2 separate regions of the Homo sapiens genome follow, and region 2 is linked to region 1. A link is a contact called in ENCODE Hi-C or POLR2A ChIA-PET data. All regions are on one chromosome and are shown on one strand. The core of a region is the stretch at or near the end of the contact, and the rest is flanking DNA. Distances in the headings are between cores, read along the strand shown. Region 1 has its middle 15 kb from the start of ALPG. Region 2 holds the start of ECEL1 (endothelin converting enzyme like 1).

The links. Hi-C counts contacts between places; a loop is a spot of excess contacts on that map. ChIA-PET counts read pairs that join two places held with the same protein, here RNA polymerase II (POLR2A). Pooled maps may share reads with other maps.
Region 2: a loop to region 1 is called in a pooled map, with 9 times the contacts of the local background. The contact joins the promoter of ECEL1 here to the enhancer-like site in region 1. A Hi-C loop is called at or near these places in 1 of 37 single-sample maps with no recorded cell type and 5 of 50 pooled maps. POLR2A ChIA-PET finds 5 or more read pairs at or near these places in 1 of 52 experiments (activated CD4-positive, alpha-beta T cell).

Annotation. Positions count from the first base shown.
Region 1 is chr2:232,418,604-232,424,381 of GRCh38, forward strand. It overlaps the pseudogene ECEL1P1. Among named protein-coding and RNA genes, the nearest start is that of ALPG, 15 kb to the left of the region's middle. RefSeq lists enhancers at 1-458, 1,242-2,025, 4,288-5,055, 5,056-5,778. Within about 2 kb of position 2,693, at least 2 of the 41 ENCODE cell types and tissues checked have a DNase peak (open chromatin) inside an H3K27ac peak, as active enhancers do.
Region 2 is chr2:232,485,762-232,491,539 of GRCh38, forward strand. ECEL1 (endothelin converting enzyme like 1) reads right to left here and starts at 2,073. Exons shown (of 18, transcript NM_004826.4): 1 at 1,958-2,073; 2 at 107-993. The coding sequence starts at 892. LOC124906124 (a long non-coding RNA gene) reads left to right here and starts at 2,182. Exons shown (of 3, transcript XR_007088123.1): 1 at 2,182-3,198; 2 at 3,555-5,778. RefSeq lists an enhancer at 120-727.

The DNA of each region.
Region 1 (5,778 bases), core at 1,443-3,942:
CTCTTTCCACCCAGACGAGATGACCAAAGCCCCATCCCTGACTGTCTCAGCTTACCCCTGAAAGCCTGCACTTTCCCTACCTGTCGGGGGCACTTGCGCAGTGCCGCACTGACCCTTGGGGTTCCTGGCTTTGGCGCCAGCCCCAGCCCTCACGGAGATGTCAGCCCAGCCCGCCGGCGCGTCCCTCCCTCCCTGCCCTCACTGCCTTCCAGAGGGCTGGGAAATTGCGGCTCCCGCGGCTCGGCTGAACACTTCAGTTAACCCAGGGAAATTACTTGCGCCTTCCTCCCGCGCTCTGCCGCCAAGCGCTCCCCTCCCCTGCTTTCCCTTTCTCTCCTCTTGCGCACCCTCCTCCCACGCGCAGGGACCCCTAGTCAGGGCCACGCCCCGGGTCTGCGGCCGCTGGCTGGGCGCTCGGGAATCGCACTCAGGCGGATGACGTAGCGCGAGGAGTTCCTGTAATCTAGGCTGATCTAGAGAGAGAAGAGCGCGGCGGCACTGTACACGCCCTGCACCTTGTACAGCAGCTGGTTGAGGTCCCAGCTGGTTGAGGTCCCGCGACCCCCGGACGCTCCGCCGCGCCGCCCAGGTCCCAGCCCCCGCAGTCCTCCATGACCTCTAGCATGGGCCGAGGACTCAGTAGCTCTATCTCGCGCATGTCGAGGCACGAACGGAAAAAGGCGCTCACCTTGCACTGGGCCGCGCCGCCGGGCCCATCCCTGGGCCGTGCCAGCAGGCGCCTCAGGCGCTCCTCTTTCTGCTCGCCGAAGGCCGCGATGGTGCCATAGGTGAGCTTTTCGTTGGGGGTGGCATGGCGCTTCAGTCAGCAGCCGCAGACGAAAAAGTAGAAGTTCTGGTACGAGTCCATGCTGGCGTCCAGGTTGGCTGCCAGGAGGCCGGCGGCGCGCGCTAAGGCCTTGCCCTCGGGGCAGCTCTCGGGACAGGCGCCGCCGCCCGCCGCGACCGGGCCCAGGTACTTGAGCGCCAGCATAGCCGCCAGGATGGCGCAGAGATCAGCGGCGAACACCAGCCCCGACCGCAGGCTCACCTCACGCAGGGTTCCAGCGCGGCAGCCCAGGTCCTGGTGGCGCTGCTCCTTGAGAGAAGCCTGGGCGGCAGAAAGGCCCTTGCACGATCCCCGCGCCACAGCAGCTTAGGTACTTGACCTCCTGGAACGCGTCGTAGTGCGCCGTCAGCGAATACCGGGCTCCATGGCACCGAGGCCGCCGCGATGCAGCCCTGGGCCACCTGGGCTATGGGATGCGCGCGGCCGCTGGCCTCCTAGTGGGCCTCTGCATGGCCCCGGGGGGCCAAAGCTGCGGGAAGAGCAGAGTCAGGCTCAGGAGGCGCAGCAGCCCGACGGGGCTCCCAGGCACCGCGAGGAGAGACGCAGGCCTGGGTGCAGAGGCCCCAGCTGCCGGCCTCATTCACTGCGGAAACCAGGGACGAGGAGAGTCTGGCGGGGCCACCATCCCCGCGTGCACAGTGGAGTCTTCTCCCCTGTCCTCCTCCCTGCACACACGTGTCGGATGCTGGATTGGGAGGCCTCTTATGGGAAGGGGGAGGCGCTGGGCACGGGGCCTGGCACGTAGGGGGCCTTCATTGCATCTCTCTTCCCTTCGCCTTTCTTGTCCACGACCTGTCCTAGCCAAGGCCAAGTGGGGTGGGGGAAGGAGCAGAGGCTGGAGTGAGGAGGTGCGGTCAGGGGCGCGTCTATGCGGCACTTTCAGCTCTCCGAGCTGGACACAGACAGACGCTTCGCAAAACGGCCAAAGAACCAAACTTTGTCCTCGTGGAAGTCTGCGGGATCTACCACTTCAAACCCGCTCGCTGGCTCCTTCTGCTCGGTGGCCCGACGGCCCACCCGCCCCTTCCCAAGGGGAACGCACTATTGCTCCAGGGTCGCGGATACACAACCCACCCCCTGCACGGCAGTGATGGGGAACCCGAGACCTGTCCGTCTCTATCCCCTTTCCGCTCCACTCCTGGCTTCAACAGGTTCTCCCTAGAACCCACACTTGCGCGAAGTTTCACCCACGCTGGGGCGCGAGCTGGCCGGGCGAGCCCAGAGCCATGCAGGCGCGGCGCGCAGTCCATGGAGCCTCAGAGCCGAGCCTGGGAGTCGCAGCCGGCGGATGGACGCAAACAAAGCCGGGAGGCTCCGCGCAGCGGCTACGAAGGTGACGGAAGTGGCCGCGGCTGCAGGGACTCAGGCGCCACCTACCCGGCAGGTGCGCGCCGGAGCCTGGCAGAGGCGGAGCGGGTCGGGCCGAAGCCGCTGCCTGAGCAGGAGCGAAGCGGCGCTAGCGGCCGGTGTCTCCCCGCTCCCGCTGCCTTCTCTGCCGCCGCCCCAGCCCGCCGCCCGCCTGCCTGCCTGCCCGAGGGAGAGGACGCGCCGGTGGCTCCACCCTCCTCCGCCCGTCCCGCGCTCCCTTCCTTCCTCCTGCGACCCTCTGGCTACCTGGCAGCGCGGCGGCAGCGGGGACCTGGGTCGGGGGCCGCGGAGACAGGCTTCCGAGGGTCGTGCGCGGGCTGCGGTAGGGGACTCCGGATCCAGTCGCATCCCGGGACTAGTGAGGGTAGCGGGTACACCCGGCAGGAGTCCCCTCCGATCCCGTGTCCCCACTCGGAACCGCCCACCAACCGGTTGGAAAGGAGCTGGAGCTACGCAGCTGGGGGCCGTCATGGTCCAGCCCACAGCCCTGGAGCACCACCCAGGGAGGACTCCTCCTAAGGATTGAGAGGGCGCTGACGGAGTGCCTGGGCTGCCCGCACAGCGCCTGCGCAGAGCTCACCTTCACCAGGGAGCTTCCTTTACCTCCTCGGAACCCCTGTCCGGGATCAGCTCTCCCCGGGGTGTCTGGGCTTCTGGTTGTCTCGCCCCCTTCCCCCAGCCTCTGATCCACGGAGAGCAACGCAGAGCCCTGCCAGAAGCAGGCCTGGGGCTGTGAGTGTGGCCCCCATGGTCCCAATAGGCGGTTGTCCCAGAGAACAGCAATCACTGCCTATAGGAGGTGACGTGGGTTTAGCCTCTGACCACACAGTCCTGGTCACCCTGCACAGACTGTCAATAAAGAAGGGTCTGAGGCCCAGCTCCTTGGCTCCTCTGCAGTTTCCCCAAAAGGGAAGCTGAGGCTGTGGGTGAGTGGGTGATGTCCGTGGTCCAGGCTCCAGTTCCCTCACTGTGGGGTCTTCCCCTACCCCTGTGATATGGTTTGGCTCTGTATTCCCACCCAAATCTCACCTCGAATTGTAATCCCCATAATCCCCACGTGTCAAGGGCGAGACCAGGTGGAGGTAATTGAATCATGGGGCTGGTTCCGCACGTGCTGTTCTTGTGCGAATGAGTGAGTCTCGCCAGATCTGATGGTTTTATAAGCGTCTGACATTTCCCGTTTGCGCGCATTCTCTCTCCTGTCGCCATGCGAGAAGGTGCTTTCCACCATGATTGTCAGTTTCCTGAGGGCTCCCCAGCTATGAGGAAATGTGAGTCAATTAAACCTCTTTTCTTTATAATTTACCCAGTCTCAGGTATTTCTTCATAGGAGGGTGAGAACGGACTAATACACCCTGATTGCCCAGGTGACCCCATGACTCATATGCAAGAGCATGGCAGACCACAGCAGTGCCCAGCGACACCCAGTGAAGCCCTGAGTGACGCAGCTGGATACCTGATGTGAGGGTGAGCGGGTGGGTAGAGTAGCCAGAGCTGCCTTGGAGAGAGAAGGCCCGAGGGGGTGCCGGGCACAGACCAGGCACAGACCGTGAGGGCTTCAGAATCTGACTCGCTGCCTACCCCCTGACTAACGACAGATCCCAGTCATCCAGCCTATGCACCTCGTCAGAATCAAAACAGAGTTCCTTTTGTTAAAAATCCTGAGAAGTAAAGCCAGGAACATGAAGGGGATTTATCATGCACAAAACCTGATATCAAGAACTATCACAGAAGACTGCAAACAACCAGCTTGCATAATGGCCTTCACAACCTTTCACCAAAAAATACTTCTGCAAGGACATCTGCCCAGCACCTGCCTGTCCATCCTCAAACTGGTGCCACTCATATCCTTGATCCTTGTAGCCAAGGATGAATATCTCAAAACAATCCTGTGATCCTCCTCCTTTTTTCTTTAAAAACCTTTGTCTTCCTTCACCTTTCTAAATTCACACATAGTTTCCTCTGGCCTGCTTATTCCCATTGCAGTACCTATTTCCAAAGAAAGTTCATTTTATTTTAGGGTCTTCCTGTATCTGTTATGCAATGTCACATAGTGGTGTCAGAAGTGGGACTGAAGTGAACTCATCTTGGATGAATCAGTGTCTCCTGGAATCTAACACTGCATTGACTGAGCCCTCTGCAGACTGCCTTTCCAGGAGTTGCTTTTCTGTTCTTGTGGGGAAAAGAAAGAGAGATCAGATTGTTACTGTGTCTGCGTAGAAAGAAGTAGCCATAGGAGACTCCATTTTGTTCTGTACTAAGAAAAATTCTTCTGCCTTGAGATGCTGTTAATCTGTAACCCTACCCCCAACCCTGTGCTCCCTGAAACACGTGCTGTGTCACCTCAGGGTTAAATGGATTAAGGGCTGTGCAGGATGTGCTTTGTTAAACAAATGCTTGAAGGCAGCATGCTTGTTAAGAGTCATCACCACTCCCTAATCTCAAGCCACTCCCTAATCTCAAGTACCCAGAGACACATGCGGAAGACTGCAGGGACCACTGCCTAGGAAAGCCAGGTATTGTCCAAGGTTTCTCCCCATGTGATAGTCTGAAATATGGCCTCATGGGAAGGGAAAGACCTGACCGTCCCCCAGCCCGACACCTGTAAAGGGTCTGTGCTGAGGAGGATTAGTAAAAGAGGAAGGAACGCCTCTTTGCAGTTGAGGTAAGAGGAAGGCTTCTGTCTCCTGCTCGTCCCTGGGCGATGGAATGTCTCAGTGTAAAGCCGATTGTATATCCATCTACTGAGATAGGGGAAAACCGCCTTAGGGCTGTAGGTGGGACATGCTGGCAGCAATACTGCTCCTTAAGGCATTGAGATGTTTATGTATATGCACAACAAAAGCACAGCACTTAATTCTTTACCTTGTTTATGATGCAGAGACCTTTGTTCACGTGTTTACCTGCTGACCTTCTCTCCACTATTATCCTATGACCCTGCCACATCCCCCTCTCCAAGAAACACCCAATAATGATCAATAAATACTAAGGGAACTCAGAGGCCGGTGGGATCCTCCATATGCTGAACGCCGGTTCCCTGGGCCCCCTTTTGTCTTTCTCTATACTTTGTGTCTCTTTCTTTTCCAAGTCTCTCGTTCCACCTAACGAGAAACACCCACAGGTGTGGAGGGGCAACCCACCCCTTCATGTTCTGGTGAATCTCCTCGAATACTCAGACTCCCTCCCTTTAGTCAGTTCCTTTTTACTTTATCCTGGATCTTTTTTGGTTATAAGCCTCCCTTAAACAAAGGACCTTGCATCCTTCTTGGGAGTATAGAGGTTGGAGTTTTGTTTTTGGTTGGGGTGTGTGTGTGTGAGGCAGTCTTGCTCGGTCACCCAACAGAGTCCTGCTCTGTTGCCCAGGCTGGAGTGCTTGGCAGGATCACGGCTCACTGCAACCTCTTCCTCCCAGGTTCAAGCGATTCTTGTGCCTCAGCCTCCCTAGTAGCTGAGACTACAAGCGTGCACCACCATGTCCGGCTAATTTTTGTATTCTGGTAGAGACTGGATTGCACCACGTTGGCCAGGCTGATCTTGAACTCTTGACCTCAAGTGATCTGCCC
Region 2 (5,778 bases), core at 823-3,322, 67 kb after region 1:
CTCCTCTCCTCTCACGCACCCGCCTCCCGCGCGCAGGGACCCCTGGGCAAGGCCACTGCGCCCCGGATCCGCGGCCGCTGGCAGGGCGCTCAGGGGGCGCACTCACGCGGATGACGTAGCGCGAGGAGTTCCTGTCGTCCAGGCTGACCGTGAGCGAGAAGAGCGCGGCGGCGCTGTACACGCCCTGCGCCTTGTACAGCAGCCGGTTGAGGTCCCATCGCGCCGCGACCCCCGGACGCTCCTCCGCGCCGCCCAGGTCCCAGCCCCCGCAGTCCTCGATGACCTCTAGCATGGGTCGCGGGCCCAGTCGCTCGATCTCGCGCATGTCGAGGCACGAGCGGAAGAAGGCGCGCACCTTGCGCTGGGCCGCGCCGCCAGGCCCACCCCCGGGCCGCGCCAGCAGGCGCCGTAGGCGCTCCTCGTTTTGCTCGCCGATGGCCGCGATGGTGCCATAGGTGAGCTTGTCGTCGGGGATGGCGTGGCGCCGCAGCCAACCGCCGCAGGCGAACGAGTAGAAGTCCTGGCATGGGTCGATGCTGGCGTCCAGGTTGGCGGCCAGGAAGCGAGCGGCGCGCGCGAAGGCCTTGCGCTCAGGGCAGCCCTCGGGACAGGCGCCGCCGCCGGCCGCGACCGGGCCCAGGTACTTGAGGGCCAGCATAGCCGCCAGAATGGCGCAGAGGCCGGCGGCGAACACCAGCCCCGACAGCAGGCACACCTCGCGCCGGTTCCAGCGCGGCAGCCCGGACCGGGCCCCGGTGGCGCTGCGCGCAGCGCCCAACGGGAAGCCCGGGGGCAGGGAGGCCCCGCGCGCGCCCCCCGCGCCGCAGCGGCTCACGTACTTGACCTCTTGGAACTCATCGTAGTGCGCCGTCAGCGAATACGGGGGCTCCATGGCGCCGAGGCCGCCGCGGTGCAGACCTGGGCCACCTGGGCTACGGGATGCGCGTGGCCGCCGGCCTCCTCGTGGGCCTCCGCATGGCCCTGGGGCCGCAGCTGCGGGAAGGGCGGAAGCAGGCTCAGGAGGCGCCGCAGCCGGATGGGGCTCAGGGTCACCGCGAGGAGGGACACAGGCCTGGGTGCAGAGGCCCCAGCCGCGGGCCTCATTCACTGCGGAAACCAGGGACTATGAGGGTTCGGCGGGGCCACCACCCCCGGGTGCACAGTGGAGTCTTCCCCCCTGTCCCCTCCCTGCACACACTTGAGGGCCGCAGGGTTGGGAGGGCTCTTATTGGAAGCAAGAGGCGCCAGGCAAGGGGCCTGGCACGTAGTGGGCCTTCATTGAAAGGTCGTCCCTCTTCCCCTTCGCCTTTCTCTTCCACGACCTGCCCCAGCCAAGGCCGGGTGGAGTGGGGGAAGAAGCGGAGGCTGGAGTGAGGAGGTGCGGTCAGGGGCGCGTCTATGCGACACTTTCAGCTCTCCGCGCTGGACCCAGACAGACGCTCCGCAAAGCGGCCAAAGAACCAAACTTTGTCCTCGCGGAAGTCCGCGGGATCGACCACGCCAACCCCGCTCCCTGGCTCCTTCTGCTCGGTGGCCCGACGGCCCACTCGCCCCTTCCCTAGGGGCGCGCGCCAACGCCCCAGGGTGGCGGACACACAACCCACCCACTGGACGGCCCTGATGGAGAACCCGAGACGGGTTCCCTCCCCCCACTCCCACCATCTCTGTCCCCGCCCCGAGCCACTCCTGGCTTCAACAGGTTCTCCCCAGAACCCAAACTTGGGCGAAGTTTCACCCCCGGCGGGGAGCGAGCTGGCTGGCGACCCCCGAGCCCCGGCGCCGTGCGGCGCAGTCCGCGGAGCCCGAGAGCCGAGCCCGGGAGCCGCAGCCGCAGCCGCAGCCGGAGCCGCAGCCGAGAGGACGCAGACAAAGCCGGGAGGCTCCGCGCAGTGGCGGCGGCGGCGACGGAAGTGGCCGCGGTGGTGGCCTCAGCGGCAGGGACTCGGGCGCCACTTACCCGGCAGGTGCGCGCCCGAGCCGGCGGTGACCGAGCGGGTCGGGCCCGAGCGGGGGCCTGAGCCGCAGCGCAGCCGAGCGGGCGTCCGGTGTCTCCCAGCGCCCGCCGCCTCCTCTGCCGCCGCGCCGAGCCCGCCGCGCCGCCCGCCTGCCGGCCCGAGGGAGGGGGCGCGCCGGCGGCTCCACCCTCCTCCGCCCGCCCCGCGCGCCCCTCCTTCCTCCTGCATCTCTCGGGCCACCTGGCAGTGGGGCGGCAGCGCGGACGTGGGTCGGCGGCCGCGGAGACAGGCTCCCGGGGGTCGTGCGCGGGCTGCGGTCGGGGACTCCGGGTCCAGCCGCGTTCCGAGACGAGTGAGGGCAGCGAGTACTCCCGTGAAGGGTCCCCTCCGATCCAGTGTCCCCACTCCCAGCCGCCCACCAGCCGGCTGGAAAGGGGCTGGAGCTGGAGATGAGGAGCCGAGGACTCCTCCGAAGGGCTGGGGGCGGTGTCAGTAGTGCCTGTGTCTGCCGGCACAGTCCCTGGCGCAGAGCGCACCTTCACTAACCGGCTTTTTTGTCCTCCTTGGAACCCCTGCCCTGGATGGGCTCTCCACTAGGGCTTCTGGTTGGCCTCGCTCCCTTCACCTAGCCCCTGGTGAAGGGAGCTCAGCGGGGACTCCTGCAAGAAGAGGGCTTGCCGCCCCCTTCCCCATCCTCCCCAGCCTTGGGTGGCCCTGGCACCACGGCTCAGGGAGTCCCTGGCCCAGGTAGGAAGAAAAGGCCAAGAGAAGAATGAGCGAAGTCTCCCTGCTGGAGCCAGGGAAGGCTGGAGCCTGCCCCCTCTGGCCAGCAGCCCTAGGCCTCAGACAGGCCCTGAGCCTCAAGACCCTGGTATGTGGACTGATGGGAGGGCAGGCTGGGTGCAGGGACTCTGAATTTACTCACCGCCTGCCTTCTTCCAGGTAAACTGGCTTTTTAAATGTGGGGCCTCCCCACTGCCTGGAGGCAAAGCCCTCTTCTACCTGCCTGCCTGCCTTGGCCAGACAGCCTGGCCCTAATGGGACACAGAGAACTTGGGGCTCCTTGGAAGACTGATACTGTTTCTGGAGTCTCTGCTTTCTCTGCCCTACCCTGCCTCTGGTGTCTCTAGCAGGAGACCCCACAAAGCACCAGCCCTCCCAGGTCTGCCGGCTCCAGCCCGTAGGATTGGCTTAAACAATGTGTGAGAGCCATGGAGCACCATCTAATAAAAATCACAACAAGGTAGGGACTCTGATAACCTACCCATCATCCTGTTCTCCTCCTCAGGGTCTGTGCATCTGCCCAGCTCCTGAGCCCTGGCCCTGAGTGCCGGCCTCTGCCCCTGTCTTGCCTCTCCCTGCCTCTTCATCTCTCCATCTCTAAGCCCCCACTCCGGATACCCTGCCTCCATCTCTGGCCACCCCAGGGTTGTCCTCTGCCCCATGCATCCTTCTTGGGTCCTATTAATTCTAAAGAGGAAAAATGGAATTACTTATAATGTGGCGATTCCATGAAGGGGGGAGGGGAGGGCAGGGAGGTGGCAAAGTGGCTCTTTGTGCTTTTAATCTGCATTTTTCCCTCAATGTTCCCGTCTCCAGGAGGATAATTTTCCAGCCTTTTCAGGCCCTGATTGGTATCATTTCTCCAGCAAGGACAGCTTTTATTTTCCCCGAAATGAATGCCATGAAATTTCCAAGAAATGTAAAAATGGATATTGTCTCAGAGAGCCTCTTCCGACAGAAAGGCACAGAGGCAAACACGCTTCCCTAGGGACTCTTCTGCTCCAGTCCCGGGGGTGGGGTGGGGGGCAGCCCCCAGGCCCTCAGTCTCTCCTCCCTCCTTTTGCCCTCCCTCATCCCTTCCTCCTCCCTCCCGGGTCAGCTCTGGGACCCCCCTTCCAGCCACCCTCTCCCAGACTCAGCTGCTATTGGTCTGCTCATGGGCCTCCCGACTCCCTGCCGGGCGACCTGCCTGGCTCCACCTCACCTTTTCTTTTCACATCGCATCCCCCAGCCCCGGGCTGAGAGCAGCAACCAGGGCCTACAGGAGTTGACTTGGAATTGGGCCCTCTGACCCCTCAGTCCTGGCCACCCCACACAGACTGCCAATAAAGAGAAGTCAGAGGCCCACCTCCTTGACTCTCCGGCACCTTCTCTGTAAGGGAAGCTGGCACTGTAGGGGAGTAGGCACCAGTGGTCTGGCCTGTAGCTTGCTCACTCTTTTGGGGGATCTCTTCCTACCCCTAATTACCAAGATGACCCCATGACTCATGAGAAAGAGAATGACAGGCCACAGTGGTGCCCAGCTAAACCCAGCCAAGCCCTGAGTGAGGCAGCTGGGTGCCCAGCTTCAGGGAGCAGTTGGGTGCTGCCAGAGCTGCCTTGGAGAGAAAAGGCCCGAGGGGATGCAAGGGGGCAGAGATGAGGGGTTCAGAACCTGACTCTCTGTCTCCTCCTTGACCAAGGGTAGATCCCAGCAACTCTGCCGAACAGGGCATCACTTGGTTTGGGTTCTGGACATAGAGCCCTCCCTGAGGACAGTGTGCTGTCACCAGTAGCTTGCATCTGTTGCACGTTCACCATGTGGGCTGCTAAGTGCCCTGCTCTGAGGTGGGGCTGCCCACCTAACGCCGGGCCTGGTCCTGACTGGAGCCCATTTGTGGTCGGACCCGCCTCTCTCCTGCGGCCTGCACGTGGGTGGGGATGAACCCCTTGCCCTGCCTCGGTGTGCTGCAGCAGGGTGTCAGCTCCAGGACGAGCCCCGCCAGCCTCCACCCTGTCCAACCAGGCCCTACTCCTCCCCTGCAGATCTGTGGTATCTTCTGAGCCCTAAAAACACGCCTCCAGCCAGCTTCCTGTCCTCCACCCGGCCTCTCGGGGCTCATCCCATCTATTATTCACAGCACAAAATGGATTTTTAATTTGAGAAATGAAATGACTCTCCCAAGTGGCCGGGGTGGCAGGGAGGGGGTGGAGGAAGGCCGGAGCCGCCGTGGCCGCCACAGCCGCCACGGTGCTGACTCAGGTTCATCTTGGAAAGCTCGGGGCCCACAGCCGAACTGAGAGACCCCAAAGGCCCAGTACCCCACCACTCTGCCCCAGGCCTCCACTCCTCCCCATTGCTGTGACCAGGTGGGGTGACGGGTGCCCGTTGGTCCTGCCTGAGCCTCCAGTGGGGCCTACCTCTGGCAGGGCGGTCGGGGGGACAGCTGGATCTGTCCTCCACTGGCTTTCAGATTCCTGTGCCTCAAGGGCAGCCCTTGGGCTCCCTGGCCTGGCCTATCACCTCCCCACACCCCCCGGCCCTCCTGGCCTGGCTTCCTCCACCCTGTCCAGACCTCTGGCTGAGCTCCTTTGCTAGGTCCTGACCCCACACTAGGCCCACTCCGGCCTCGACTGCTGGCACTGGCCTCCGCTGCTGGACACCTGGCCTCCACTCCGGCCTCCACGGCAGAACCCCTCCTCACCCCTCACGGGGGAGCTCAGGCATCTTAGTGTGGCCCACAAGGCAGGGCCTCCTCCTGGCTCTTCTCTGTCTTTGTCCCTCTCTGCCTCCCCACCCCCATACCTCCCTCTTTCCTCTGGTTACTCTGATCTATTTCCATTTCCCAGAACATGGCTGGCTCTGTCATCCCTCAGGCCTTAGCACTTGCTGTTTCAGCTGCCTGGAACACCCTTCCCCCGTCCCCTCTTACGGTGGCCAATTGCCAACCATCCTTCAGGGCCACCTGGAAGTGGCCTCTCCCATCTGGTCAGGTGCTGCCTCCACAGGCCCCTACTCCACCGGATGCAAAGTCTCTCCTATGGCAGCCCCTGTTCTTCC